Linked DNA regions of Homo sapiens: all the other regions are linked to region 2. A link is a contact called in ENCODE Hi-C or POLR2A ChIA-PET data. All regions are on one chromosome and are shown on one strand. Each heading gives the region's core, a stretch centred on a gene start or an enhancer-like site at or near the end of the contact. The rest is flanking DNA. Distances are from core to core; before and after follow the strand shown. Region 1 holds the start of TXN2 (thioredoxin 2). Region 2 overlaps MYH9-DT (MYH9 divergent transcript). Region 3 overlaps MYH9 (myosin heavy chain 9). Region 4 holds the start of FOXRED2 (FAD dependent oxidoreductase domain containing 2).

The links. Hi-C counts contacts between places; a loop is a spot of excess contacts on that map. ChIA-PET counts read pairs that join two places held with the same protein, here RNA polymerase II (POLR2A). Pooled maps may share reads with other maps.
Region 1: a loop to region 2 is called in a pooled map, with 2.9 times the contacts of the local background. The contact joins the promoter of TXN2 here to the enhancer-like site in region 2. A Hi-C loop is called at or near these places in 9 of 168 maps with a recorded cell type or tissue (B cell, CD4-positive, alpha-beta T cell, CD4-positive, alpha-beta memory T cell and 4 more), 1 of 37 single-sample maps with no recorded cell type and 11 of 50 pooled maps. POLR2A ChIA-PET finds 5 or more read pairs at or near these places in 24 of 52 experiments (A549, AG04450, CD4-positive, alpha-beta T cell and 19 more).
Region 3: a map of CD8-positive, alpha-beta T cell shows a loop between it and region 2 (14-fold over the local background). The contact joins two enhancer-like sites. A Hi-C loop is called at or near these places in 2 of 168 maps with a recorded cell type or tissue (CD4-positive, alpha-beta memory T cell and CD8-positive, alpha-beta T cell) and 9 of 50 pooled maps. POLR2A ChIA-PET finds 5 or more read pairs at or near these places in 10 of 52 experiments (A549, B cell, CD4-positive, alpha-beta T cell and 7 more).
Region 4: a loop to region 2 is called in a pooled map, with 4 times the contacts of the local background. The contact joins the promoter of FOXRED2 here to the enhancer-like site in region 2. A Hi-C loop is called at or near these places in 4 of 50 pooled maps. POLR2A ChIA-PET finds 5 or more read pairs at or near these places in 3 of 52 experiments (AG04450, CD4-positive, alpha-beta memory T cell and activated T-cell).

The regions. Positions count from the first base shown.
Region 1 is chr22:36,480,375-36,483,074 of GRCh38, forward strand. It overlaps TXN2 (thioredoxin 2), which reads right to left and starts at 1,266. Exons shown (of 4, transcript NM_012473.4): 1 at 1,190-1,266; 2 at 201-463. The coding sequence starts at 463. RefSeq lists an enhancer at 1,696-2,642.
Region 2 is chr22:36,404,082-36,406,781 of GRCh38, forward strand. All of the region lies in intron 2 of MYH9-DT (MYH9 divergent transcript), which reads left to right. Among named protein-coding and RNA genes, the nearest start is that of MYH9-DT, 17 kb to the left of the region's middle. Within about 2 kb of position 1,355, at least 14 of the 41 ENCODE cell types and tissues checked have a DNase peak (open chromatin) inside an H3K27ac peak, as active enhancers do; they include B cell, CD4-positive, alpha-beta T cell, CD8-positive, alpha-beta T cell and 3 more, where a contact is called at or near this core.
Region 3 is chr22:36,300,141-36,302,840 of GRCh38, forward strand. It overlaps MYH9 (myosin heavy chain 9), which reads right to left. Exons shown (of 41, transcript NM_002473.6): 20 at 2,428-2,536; 21 at 1,394-1,525; 22 at 711-917; 23 at 1-124. Among named protein-coding and RNA genes, the nearest start is that of MIR6819, 15 kb to the left of the region's middle. RefSeq lists an enhancer at 1-1,015. Within about 2 kb of position 1,356, at least 13 of the 41 ENCODE cell types and tissues checked have a DNase peak (open chromatin) inside an H3K27ac peak, as active enhancers do.
Region 4 is chr22:36,505,677-36,508,376 of GRCh38, forward strand. FOXRED2 (FAD dependent oxidoreductase domain containing 2) reads right to left here and starts at 1,364. Exons shown (of 9, transcript NM_001102371.2): 1 at 1,333-1,364; 2 at 220-747. The coding sequence starts at 746. RefSeq lists a silencer at 1,111-1,610.

The sequences.
Region 1 (2,700 bases), core at 16-2,515, 76 kb after region 2:
TAACAGTCAGCTTTGCAGACTGTTCACTTGTCTGTCTTCCACCAGACTGCATTCCCCTTGAGGGCAGGGACTGGGCCTGACCAGTCTGTATATTGAGTCTACATATGAGCAGCATAGAACATGGCCGTGGGACACAGCAGGCATTCAATAAATACTTGAACAAGTAGGACCCTAGTCTTCTGTGGACCCCCAATACTCACTGTGCGTGGAAATCCACAACCACTGGTGTCTCACTGTTGACCACTCGGTCTTGAAAGTCAGGTCCATCCTGGATATTAAAGGTTGTCAAGGAGATCCTCGTGGTGTATATTGTCCGGGCTGGGTTGGGTGTTACAGTCAGGCCACCAGGACTGCATTGTGGGGTCTGCAGGGCTCTGGAAGTGAGGGGTGGCCACTGACCCTGAGAGGGCTTCCTGGAGATGACAGAGGCCAGGAACCTCCTCAGAAGAAGTCGCTGAGCCATCTGTGAGGGAAAGAGGCAGAAGAACTGGGGCACACAAAAGGAAGTCGACACACTAGAAAAAGATTTGGGGAGTACTCAGGGCTCAGGAAGAGGCAGAGTTGGAAGCAAAATGCAAGGAAATCATATGTAAGATTTGTAGCGTGGAAGTGAGGAAGCAATGAGAATCAAAGGGAAGGAACAGCTAGGCAAACCAGAAGGACAGGAAAACTGGCTTCACAACCAAAAAGAAATCGGGATTTAGATTATAACGGAAGAATGGGAGGAAGAAACCAACAGATTTAATAATGTATGTAAGGACCAAGTACCTTACACACATTATTGGTCTTCCTACAGCAACTTCCAGGAAGTTGCTATTGTACTGCCCACACTGCGAGTAAGGGAAGGAATACGAGGCTCAAGTAAGTTAAGTGACATGCCCAAAGTAACCCCGCTATTAAATGACAGCCAACACTGGAACCCAGGGTCGTCTGAAAAGATGAAACGCAACAATTCAAGGAGGAACTAAGAGTGTGAGAGGAACCAAAAACGAAGAGACATGTACTGGAGGGAACCAATAAAGAAGGGACATGTGTGGAGGGAACTGGGAAAAATCGGACATCACCAGGGACCCTGGCTCTCCGGCGAGCTAGATCCCCCCGCCCGCCCGGCCGCCAGCCTGCGCAGGAACGCGCTCGCGGCATGCCTCAGCCGCGACACCACCTCGAGCCACCCCCACAGGGCTCCTACCTCCCTGCAATGCGAGCGGAGGGATGCACAGCCTAGCCCTCCCTGCCTGTCAAGGGCACGCCTGTCGTCACTTCCTCGGGGGGGGACGTACATAACGTCACTTCCGGGTACAGGCAGGCGGAAGAGCGTCCCTCTCCAATTTTTTTTTTTTTTTTTTTTTTTTTTGAGCCAGAGTCTCGCTCTGTTGCCAGGCTGGGGTGCAGTGGCGCGATCTCGGCTCACTGCAACCTCCGCCTTCCGGGTTCAAGCGATTCTCCTGCCTCAGCCTCCCGACTAGAGGCGCGCGCCACCACGCCCAGCTAATTTTTTTATTTTTAGTAGAGACGGGGTTTCACCACGTTGGCCAGGACGGTCTCGATCTTTTGACCTCGTGATCCGCCCGCCTCGGCTTCTCAGAGGGTTGTGATTACGGGCGTGAGCCACAGCGCCCATCTGTCCCTCTCCAATTTGAGGGGCGTCTGGGATTTTCCGCCAATGGGAATGGCGGGCTGAGGCACAGTTGAAGGGGCGGGGCCTCAGCTACGGACCGGAAGCAATGGGCAGGCCGTCGGGGAACGGATTGGAAGAGGCGGGCGGGCCCTGGTCTGGGCGAAGGCGGGGGCGGGGCGGGGCGGAAACGGAAGGGGTGGGCGGGCCCTAGAGGAGGGACCGGAAGAGGAGGTGATGGAGCAGGGGTAGCAATGGAGGGTACTTAAGGGAGAAAAGGCAGTTGAGAAGTCCCCGTGGTTTTGGATTTTGCAAACTCTTGTTGCTTTATTTTATTTACATATATTTATTTATTAATGACAGAGTCTCGCTCTGTCTCCCAGGCTACAGTGCAGTGGCGTGATCTCCGCTCACTGCAACATCCAAATCCCGGGTTCAAGTGATTTTCCTGCCTCAGCCTCCCAGGTAGCTGGGATTACAGGCGCGCGCCACCACGCCGGGCTGATTTTTGTATTTTTAGTAGAGACGGAGTTTCGCCATGTTGGCCAGGCTGGTCTGGAACTCCTGAGCTCAAGTGATCCGCCCGCTTCAGCCTCCCAAAGTGCTGGGATTACAGGCGTGAGCCACCTTGCCTGGCCTCCTGTTTATAACTGGCGCTGTCCACTTCCTACAGATGTTGACAGGTTCTGTTTCTCCATTTAATATGTAAAGCTAAGCTCCTCAAAGGCATGATGCCCTTTATATGTAAAAGAACTCAACCGGGAGTTTAGGGGCCATCCTTTAAGTGGCCCTCGTCTGTGTCCGCCTAAAGGAAAACAAATGAAAACTGAGGCGAGCCTAATTTAAGCAGGGAGTTTTTTTGGGTCAAGTTCGAAGACTGCAACTCGGAGCAGAGATTCAAGTTGTCCTGAATATACACTCGGATTAGCAGCAGCTGAAAGAGCGTTTTTAAAAGAACAGGCAGTTTCCAAATTGTTGATCAAAGTTTTTTTTTTTTTTTTTTTTTTTTTTGAGACAGAGTCTCGCTCTTGTTGCCCAGGCTGGAGTGCAGTGGCGCGATCTCGGCTCACTGCAACCTCTGCCTC
Region 2 (2,700 bases), core at 105-2,604:
CACGTGTTGTATAATTCAATTAATTAATTAATTAATTAATTATTATTATCATTTTTTGAGATGGAATCTCCCTCTGTCGCCCAGGCTGGAGTGCAGTGGTGCAATCTCAGCTCACTGCAACCTCCACTTCCCGGGTCCAAGGGATTCTCCTGCTTCAGCCTTATGAGTAGCTGGGATTACAGGCACTCACCACCATGTCCAGCTAATTTTTGTAATTTTAGTAGAGACAGGGTTTCACCATGTTGGCCAGGCTAGTCTCAAACTCCTGACTTCAGGTGATCCACCCGCCTCAGCATCCCAAAGTACTGGGATTACAGGCGTGAGCCACCATGCCCGGCCTGAGCACAGCCTCATCTCAGTGTAGCCCAGCACGGCACCGGCAGCCAAGCTTGGCATGTTTGACTTGGTGTGAGAGTGTCTCTCAGACTCTTCTCTTCAAGGTTGCATTTTAACATTTGGCCGTATATTACTTCTGTGTGGCAAACGACTTTACGGTCATAATATACGCCTTGCTGGGCGGTCAGGCCATGGGGTGTTAAATTCATTCCAAGATAGGGAAGCCAACATCCAAAGCTGTTTCAGCAGCGCAGCCCAGCTGGGTGCTAATGGAATCAGGGTGACATCACAGGATTTCAGCAATTTAGAGCAAATGCAATTTGACCCCCCAGTGCAAAGCAGTTGGGATAGAAGGGTATGCATCCTGGGTCTGGTACCCAAACACCTGGGTTTGAATCTCAGTTCCACTACTTACTAGCTGAGTGAAAATTAAATAAGGTTATGTCTTTTAAAACCTAGCACAGTGGCCAGGCACAGTGGCTCACGCCTGTAATACTAGCACTTTGGGAGGCCGAGGTGGGCGGATCATAAGGTCAGGAGATGGAGAACATCTTGGCCAACATGATGAAACCCCGTCTCTACTAAAAATACAAAAATTAGCCGGGTGTGGTGGCGTGCACCTGTAGTCTCAGCTACTCAGGAGGCTGAGGCAGGAGAATTGGTTGAACCTGGGAGGTGGAGGTTGCAGTGAGCCAAGATTGCGCCACTGCACTCTACCCTGGGCAACAAAGGCAAAACTCCACCTCAAAAAAAACAAAACAAAACAAAACAAAAACCCTAGCACAAAATCAGTGCCATACATACAGATATTATTGGGGCGGTGGGGGGGCGGTTGTTCGGTTGGTGTTTTGGTTTTGCAATGGGGTCTCACTCTGTCGCCCAGGCTGGAGTGCAGTGGTGTGATCACAGCTTATTGCAGCCTCAACCTCCTGGGCTCAAGCAATCTTCCCACCTCAGCTTCCTGAGTAGCTGGGACTACAGGTGCATGTCACCACGCCCAGCTTACTTTATCGTTGTAGTGACAGGGTCTCCCTGTGTTGCTCAGGCTAGATGGTGTTTTATTGTTGGGTAGAAAAGAGGGCTGGACTGGGGTGTCAGCTTTGCTGTTTCCTTGCTGTGTGATCTTAAACTAGTCATTTCTCAACTCTGGGCCTGTTTCCTCATCTGTCAAAAGACAATAATGTGATAGGCCCCATCTAACTAACAAGGTTGGTTTGATGAGGCTTATCTGGCAAAATGTGTGGGGAAAACACTAGAGAAACTCGAGGGGCTTACAGGGTTATGTTGGGCAACGTGGAAAGAGAGTGACTTGCAAGATTCTGGAGATGAGAGAAGGCTCTGAGCAATGCTGAGGCTCCCGACAGAGGGGCAAAGACCCCAGCAGTCAGAGTGATTGAGGAAGCACTGCTCTTGCCCAAGAGAAACCCCTCCACCTCGAAGTCATTCAACCAAAGGAAATGGAGACAAAACCACAAAGCACCGTTGGGCAAGACAGGGAGGTGCCAGCAAGTGGGGCAAGAGGCTCACAGCTGAGTGCCTCCTGGTAAACAGGCTGCAAAGGGGTCATGCTGCTGGAGGCAAAATGCAGGGGAGGTAGCCCTACTGTCATTGCTGATGCCCAGGTTTAAGGTGGCTCCCAGGGGGCTAGGGGTTCCTCCTGTGCTTACAGTCCCTTCCCCCTTCAGTGGCTTCCCATGGTCTTCAAGAAGGACAATAGCAGCTAACATTTATATAGCACACAGGATGTCCCAGGCACTTTCTGAAAACACTTCCATCTATTCACTCCTGTAATCCTTGCAACAACCCTATGAGGTAGGACTTAGATTCTCTATGTTACAAATGAGGTCACTGACACACAGAGAGGCTGAGTGACTTGCACAAGATCACAGAGCTTGTAAGTGGCAGAGCTAGGCTTCAAGCCAAGGCCATCTGCCTCTAGGACCCACTTTTTTTTTTTTTTCTTTGAGATGGAATCTCACTCTGTTGCCCAGGCTAAAGTGCACGATCTCCGCTCACTGCAACCTCCATCTCCTGCGCTCAAATGATTCTCCCACCTCAGCCTCCCAAGTAGCTGAGAGTACAAGTGCCCACCGCCACACCTGGCTAATTTTTGTATTTTTAGTAGAGATGAGGTTTCACTATGTTGGCCAGGCTGGTCCCGAACTCCTGACCACAGGTAATCCACCCACCTTGGCCTCCCTAAGTGCAGGGATTACAGGCCTGAGCCACCGCACCCAGCCCCCAGGACCCACTTTCTTGGCAACTCCTCTGCTTTTTAGCCTTGAGATGGGGATGACTGGTCAGAGCCTGGCCTGAGAGCCAAGTAGCAAAGGGATTAGGGATAGGTGTGGTTTTTAGAATCTT
Region 3 (2,700 bases), core at 106-2,605, 100 kb before region 2:
AGTTCTGGTCCTCCAGGATGATCTGCTCCTCCTCCAGCTTTTTCAGCTTCGCCTCGGTGGTCACCTTCTCCAGCTGCAGCTTCTGCCGGGCGCTCTCCTCCTCCTCCAGCTGCTCCTCAAGCTCCTGCCGGGGGCCAGAGACACGGTAAGGACAGCAGGCCCAGAGGCATGGCCAAGGTGAAGGCAGCAAGGTCCGAAGGCCAGATCCAAACGCCAAGGAGAAAATAGCAAGGTCTGTGAGCCCAGGGCCATGGCTGAGGTGGGGACGGCAAGGTCCGCCAGCCCAGGGCCACAGCCGAGGCAGGGCCCAAGCCCCATTTGTAGGATTCCAGATTTCAAACTGGGACACAGGGCCAGAACATCGGTGCAATGTTCTGAAGGGTTTCCTGCAGCAAGCTCCCACCCATGAAACAGGCAGGACGCAGAGGTGCTGGCCCTGTGCCCCTTCGGCTAGCCAGGGCCAGGGCTAATGGCAGGGAAATCAAATTGGCCTTGATGCTGGCCCAGGCAGTGCTCATGGAGATCTCAGATGCACATGTCACAAACTACCAGCCCAAAGGGAACACCTCTCACTGAGAGCCCCAAGCAGATTGCGTGAGGAGCAGCCTCCTTGGACCCTAATTCCATGTTCTCCCAGCTCCTGGTTCCTGCTCCTCCGCCCCGCCCTGCCCCTCCGGCGCCACCCCTCCCCGGGTGCAGCGGGCAGGAACCTGGATGTTCTGCTGCATCTTCTTCTTCTCCGCCTGCAGGTGCTGGCAGCGCTCCTCCTCCTCCTCCACCCTGGCCTCTAGGTCATGGCAGATCTCTTCTAATTCCTGCTTCTTGGCGGTCAGGCGGGCCCGGAGCTCCTCAGCCTCGGCACACAGCTCGGTTTCTGCCTGGAGCTGCTCCTGCAGCTGCAATTTCTCTGCCATGAGCTGCAAACAACAAGTGGAAAACACAAGCTCCTCGCAACACCCTCAAGCCACTCCATCCTCAAGGACGGACGCCATGGCTCGGGATCCCAGAGGGAAAGGAACATGCAGACAAAAGTAGCTTTCATCTGGAGAGCTCTGAAGCTTCCAGGTACCTTCCAGACATCGTGTCCTTGATTTTTCACTACCCCATGAGCTCCAGAGCAAGGTCCCAGGAAATGGGCTCAAGTCATGTGGTAGAGCTGAGGTTTGAACCCAACACTTGTGAACGTTCCACTCTATTAAGTGGCCTCCCTACATCACTTAACACCCAATGGGGTCTGCAGAGAGACTGGTCACTGTTTACAGTAATAGGAAACTCAGTTGTAGAAAACTCCTATAGTAATAGAAACTTCCAGCATGCCGTGCCTACCGATGGCCAGCAGGTGGCAGCACCAGGCAGGTCGTGCGACCTGGACTGAGCCTGCACTGACACCCACCTGAGACTGCAGCGTCTCCATCTCCGTGAGCCTGTTCTCCGCAGCCAGCTGCTTCTCTCTGACCTTCACCAGCTCCTCCTCCTTGGCCATCATCTCCTCCTCCTGCCGGCTCACCTGCAGCAGCGGCTTGACCTGGGAGAGGAGATAGAGGTAGAGACATGCTCGGCTGGAAGATGCCCGCCTCTGCCAACAGGTGTGAGGCCTCTCCCTCACCTCTGGAAACATGAAAGTGAGGGGCAAGAAGACACGCTGTGGTGGGGGCTGCAAGCAGGCACATCCTTCCTGGCGCTCTGTACCACGGGCTTCTGACCCGCTAACTACATTCCAGGGAAACTATCCCTGCGTGTGCGTGAAGATGTTCACCTCGGCATTGTTTATCACAGCAAGAAAATGAGGAAGGACCCATCTCTGAAAAAGTACCCAGATAATGATGTGTTCCCTAGGGAACAGCACACTACCTCTAAAAAAACGATGCTTATGAAGGAATCATAAATGGAACGTACGAACTACAACTGTTTATATGAGTCAAACTCAGCTATGGAAGAATGTATACTGTTTACATAGCTGAGGTTTTATAGGCAGTGAGAAAAAGAGCGAGAAATTAAACACTAAAATAGCTGCTGCTGTTGGTTTAGGCTAAGGGTTTATGTGTGAATTTTTATTTAATTCTTTAGGCTTTTTGTGAGTTGGTTTTTCGCCATTACCATAAATTATGTATTATACACAAAAGCAGCCCGGACAAGTTTAAAAATAAAGAGATTTTTTTTTTAAAGGCCAGGAAGGTCAGCCTGGGCAAGATAGTGAGACCTTGTCTCTACTAAAAATCAAAAAGGGCCGGGCACAGTGGCTCATGCCTGTAATTCCAGCACTTTGGGAGGCTGAGGTAGGAGGATTGCTGGAGCCCAAGAGTTTGTGACCAACCTGGGCGACATGGTGAGACCACACCTCTACAAAAAATACAAACAATTAGCCAGGTATGTATGGTGGTGTGCACCCGTAGTCCCAGCTACTCAGGAGGCCCTTCTAGCACGCACCTTGGTGAAGAGCCGCCACCACTGCCAGTTCCGCAGCTTCAGGTAGGCAGCGCAGTTCCGCTGGAGGACCTTCATGGCGGTAAGCTGCTGCTGCCGCTTGGCAAATGCTCTGTGTGGTGAGGAACATGGTCAGCGCGGAGCAGTGGACAGCAGACCCGACCTAACAGTCCTGGTCTTGTCCTCAAGCTTTTCTGGGGGTCTACCCTTGCCTGGGGCACCTCAAGAAAGAAATTCAGGGAAGGGGTCTGGCCTTGGGGTTGAGATAAGTTTCTC
Region 4 (2,700 bases), core at 114-2,613, 100 kb after region 2:
AGGAGAATCGCTTGAACTAGAGAGGCGGAGGTTGCAGTGAGCTGACCTCGTGCCATTGCACTCCAGCCTGGGCGACAGAGTGAGACTCCGTCTTAAAAAAAAAAAAAAGCGAAATACCCTTTTTCGTCCATTCCTCCCATACCTACTGGCCAATCAAGGTGTGTGGTTCGTGTGGGGAAGGTCCCAGCTTCCGCAGGTGAGCTCTGGCACCGGCCTTACCTGCACTGATGCACCTGGCCCTTCTGGTCAGTTAGGATGAAGTAGTGGCCATTCCAGGCCTGTCGGTCCTTGTCCAGAGTGACGTGGGCGATGGTGGTGTTGTACTGGACACGGAGCCCCAGCGTGTCCGCGAAGTCACCCAGGTAGCGCACCATGTCGCGGGCGTCGGGGAAGTAGGCACGCGAGTAGTGTCTGAAGAGCAGCCGGGGGTCGTGGCTGAGCAGAGAGTTCCAGTCGTGGCGGAGGTTGAACTCGGCGTTAGCCTTGCCCGTGTACCGCTTGTTGATGCTGATGAGCTTGCGGTGCCGCGGGTAGCGTGTGAAGAAGCTGCCGGGCCGCGGGGCCCGCTCGAACACTGCGTAGTCGCGTCCAGCGCGCTGCAGGAAGTAGGCCATCTGCAGGCCCGCGGGCCCAGCGCCCAGCACGCAGTAGTCCCGGCGCGGGGGCACCGACAGCGCTGGGTGCAGGGCGATGGCCAGGAGCAGCCCCGGGGGACCCCACAACGGGGCCGCAGCGGAGAGGCCCATCCTGCAGCAGATCAGAGGGGTAAGGCCTCGCACCCGGCCCGGCGGCTGGGAGACACGAGGCCCAGAAAGAGGCGGGGCCTGCGGGAACTCTCACTGCAATCTGGGTCACGGCCAGGCCCAGAAGCCGTCCTCAGAGCTCATTTGCCCGGACTCCACCGTTTCAAGCTGGGACTTGGGGCTCCCCGGAATCCCGAGCCCCTCCATCTTATCTCCCTCAGGGTCTCCTTCCTCAGGGGCACCGGCTCCCCGCTTATGATTGTAGTAACCTCCACCCTGGGGAAGGAGAGCGTACTCCCCAATTTTCCCCTAATTTGAGGGTGCCCAACACCCCTTTGAACCACCCTCCAGGTTGGACCTTCCAGAGGCCTTGGCCCCTCTCCAGCGACCGGGTGGGAGCCTGAAGTGGGTGTGGCCTGCGTGCGCCCCGCCCCCTGCCAGGGTCCGCGCGCCCCAGGCTCTTCGGCCACGTGACAGGGATGCCGCGCACACCTGCCGCCCGCCCGCGTGCGCTTCAGGAGCCGCCAGGTCCCTACGCCCGCAGCTCCGGCCTCCCCGCCTCCGACCGAACCCTGAGAAACGCGCGAACCTCCCAGCCGCTCCGGCTGCAACCCGTGGTCTAATGAGGCCGCGCTTGGCTCGCTTGCTCCGCGGCGGCTCCGCCCCTCGCGCCCGGACCAATGGCAGGGGGCGGGGTCACGTGCGCGGCGCGCGGCACGCCGGGACCAGCTGGCAGGCTGCCTGCTCCGGCCCAGCGCGGGAGAGGCGCGCGCGTGCTGCGTTCGCTGCTCCGGGGGCTGGTAGAGGGGCCTGGGGCTAGCGCGCACCCGCGAGGGTGGAAGGTCTGGAGATCCGGGATGGGGAACTGGGTCCTTCGTTTTAAAAGGTGCCTCTCTACACGGAGGGAGGGGAGCACGTGATTTTTGGAGCTAATCCTAGCTCTCATATTCCATGAATGTAGCCAAACGCTAAAACTAGTTGGCCTACCCAGTTTTGTGGGACTGGAAACCAGCGTGGTGGAGCCAGGACCGATAAGCCAATTAACAAGCGTTTGCTACAGTGACTCAGTGTACTGCTTACCAAGTAACATACACGACTGTCCTAATCTTCCACCAAATAGGAGAGGTGGGCAAGGCATTGTTTCCGACATTTGGTAGCTGACTGGTCAAATGGAGACATAGGGATGAAGGGATATGTTTACAATCACAGGAAGTGGAGCCTGGAATTAAAACTCAGTGGAGGCAAGATAAATGGCAGGAGGAAGATAACGTGAACTGGATGATGAAGGTTGGCTTCCCAGGGGTGGCAAGTGGCCCCTGCATGAGATTTACATGGGGAGAAATACGAAGTCAGTGTAGGAACCTTCAAAGTCCAGTGAAATGGGGCTGAGTGTTCTTGGGGGAAGGGCAGGTGGAAAGAACTGCGAGCCTGCAGATTTGCATGGCTGGAGATTCTTTGAATTAAAAATCGTAGCTGGGGACTCCTTAGAAAAATTTTCCTGACCTCTCAGGCCTACAAGTACCTACCAAAGAATGTCATTTACTTTTTCTTTTTTTTTTTTTTTTGAGATGGAGTCTCACTCTGTCGCCCAGGCTGGAGTGCAGTGGCGTGATCTCGGCTCACTGCAAGCTCCACCTCCCAGGTTCACGCCATTTTTCTGCCCCAGCCTCCCTAGTAGCTGGGACTACAGGTGCCCGCCACCACACCCGGCTAATTTTTTGTATTTTTAGTAGAGACAGGGTTTCACTGTGTTAGCCAGGATGGTCTCGATCTCCTGACCTCGTGATCCGCCCGCCTCGGCCTCCCAAAGTGCTGGGATTACAGGCGTGAGCCACCGCGCCTGGCCGAATGTCATTTACTTTCTTCAGTCTGTGTCAACATCAGAGAAAAGCTCCCTCAGAGCAGAAATTGTCCAGTATCTGACATACGGAAGTTTAAGCATTTGTTGAATAAGCAT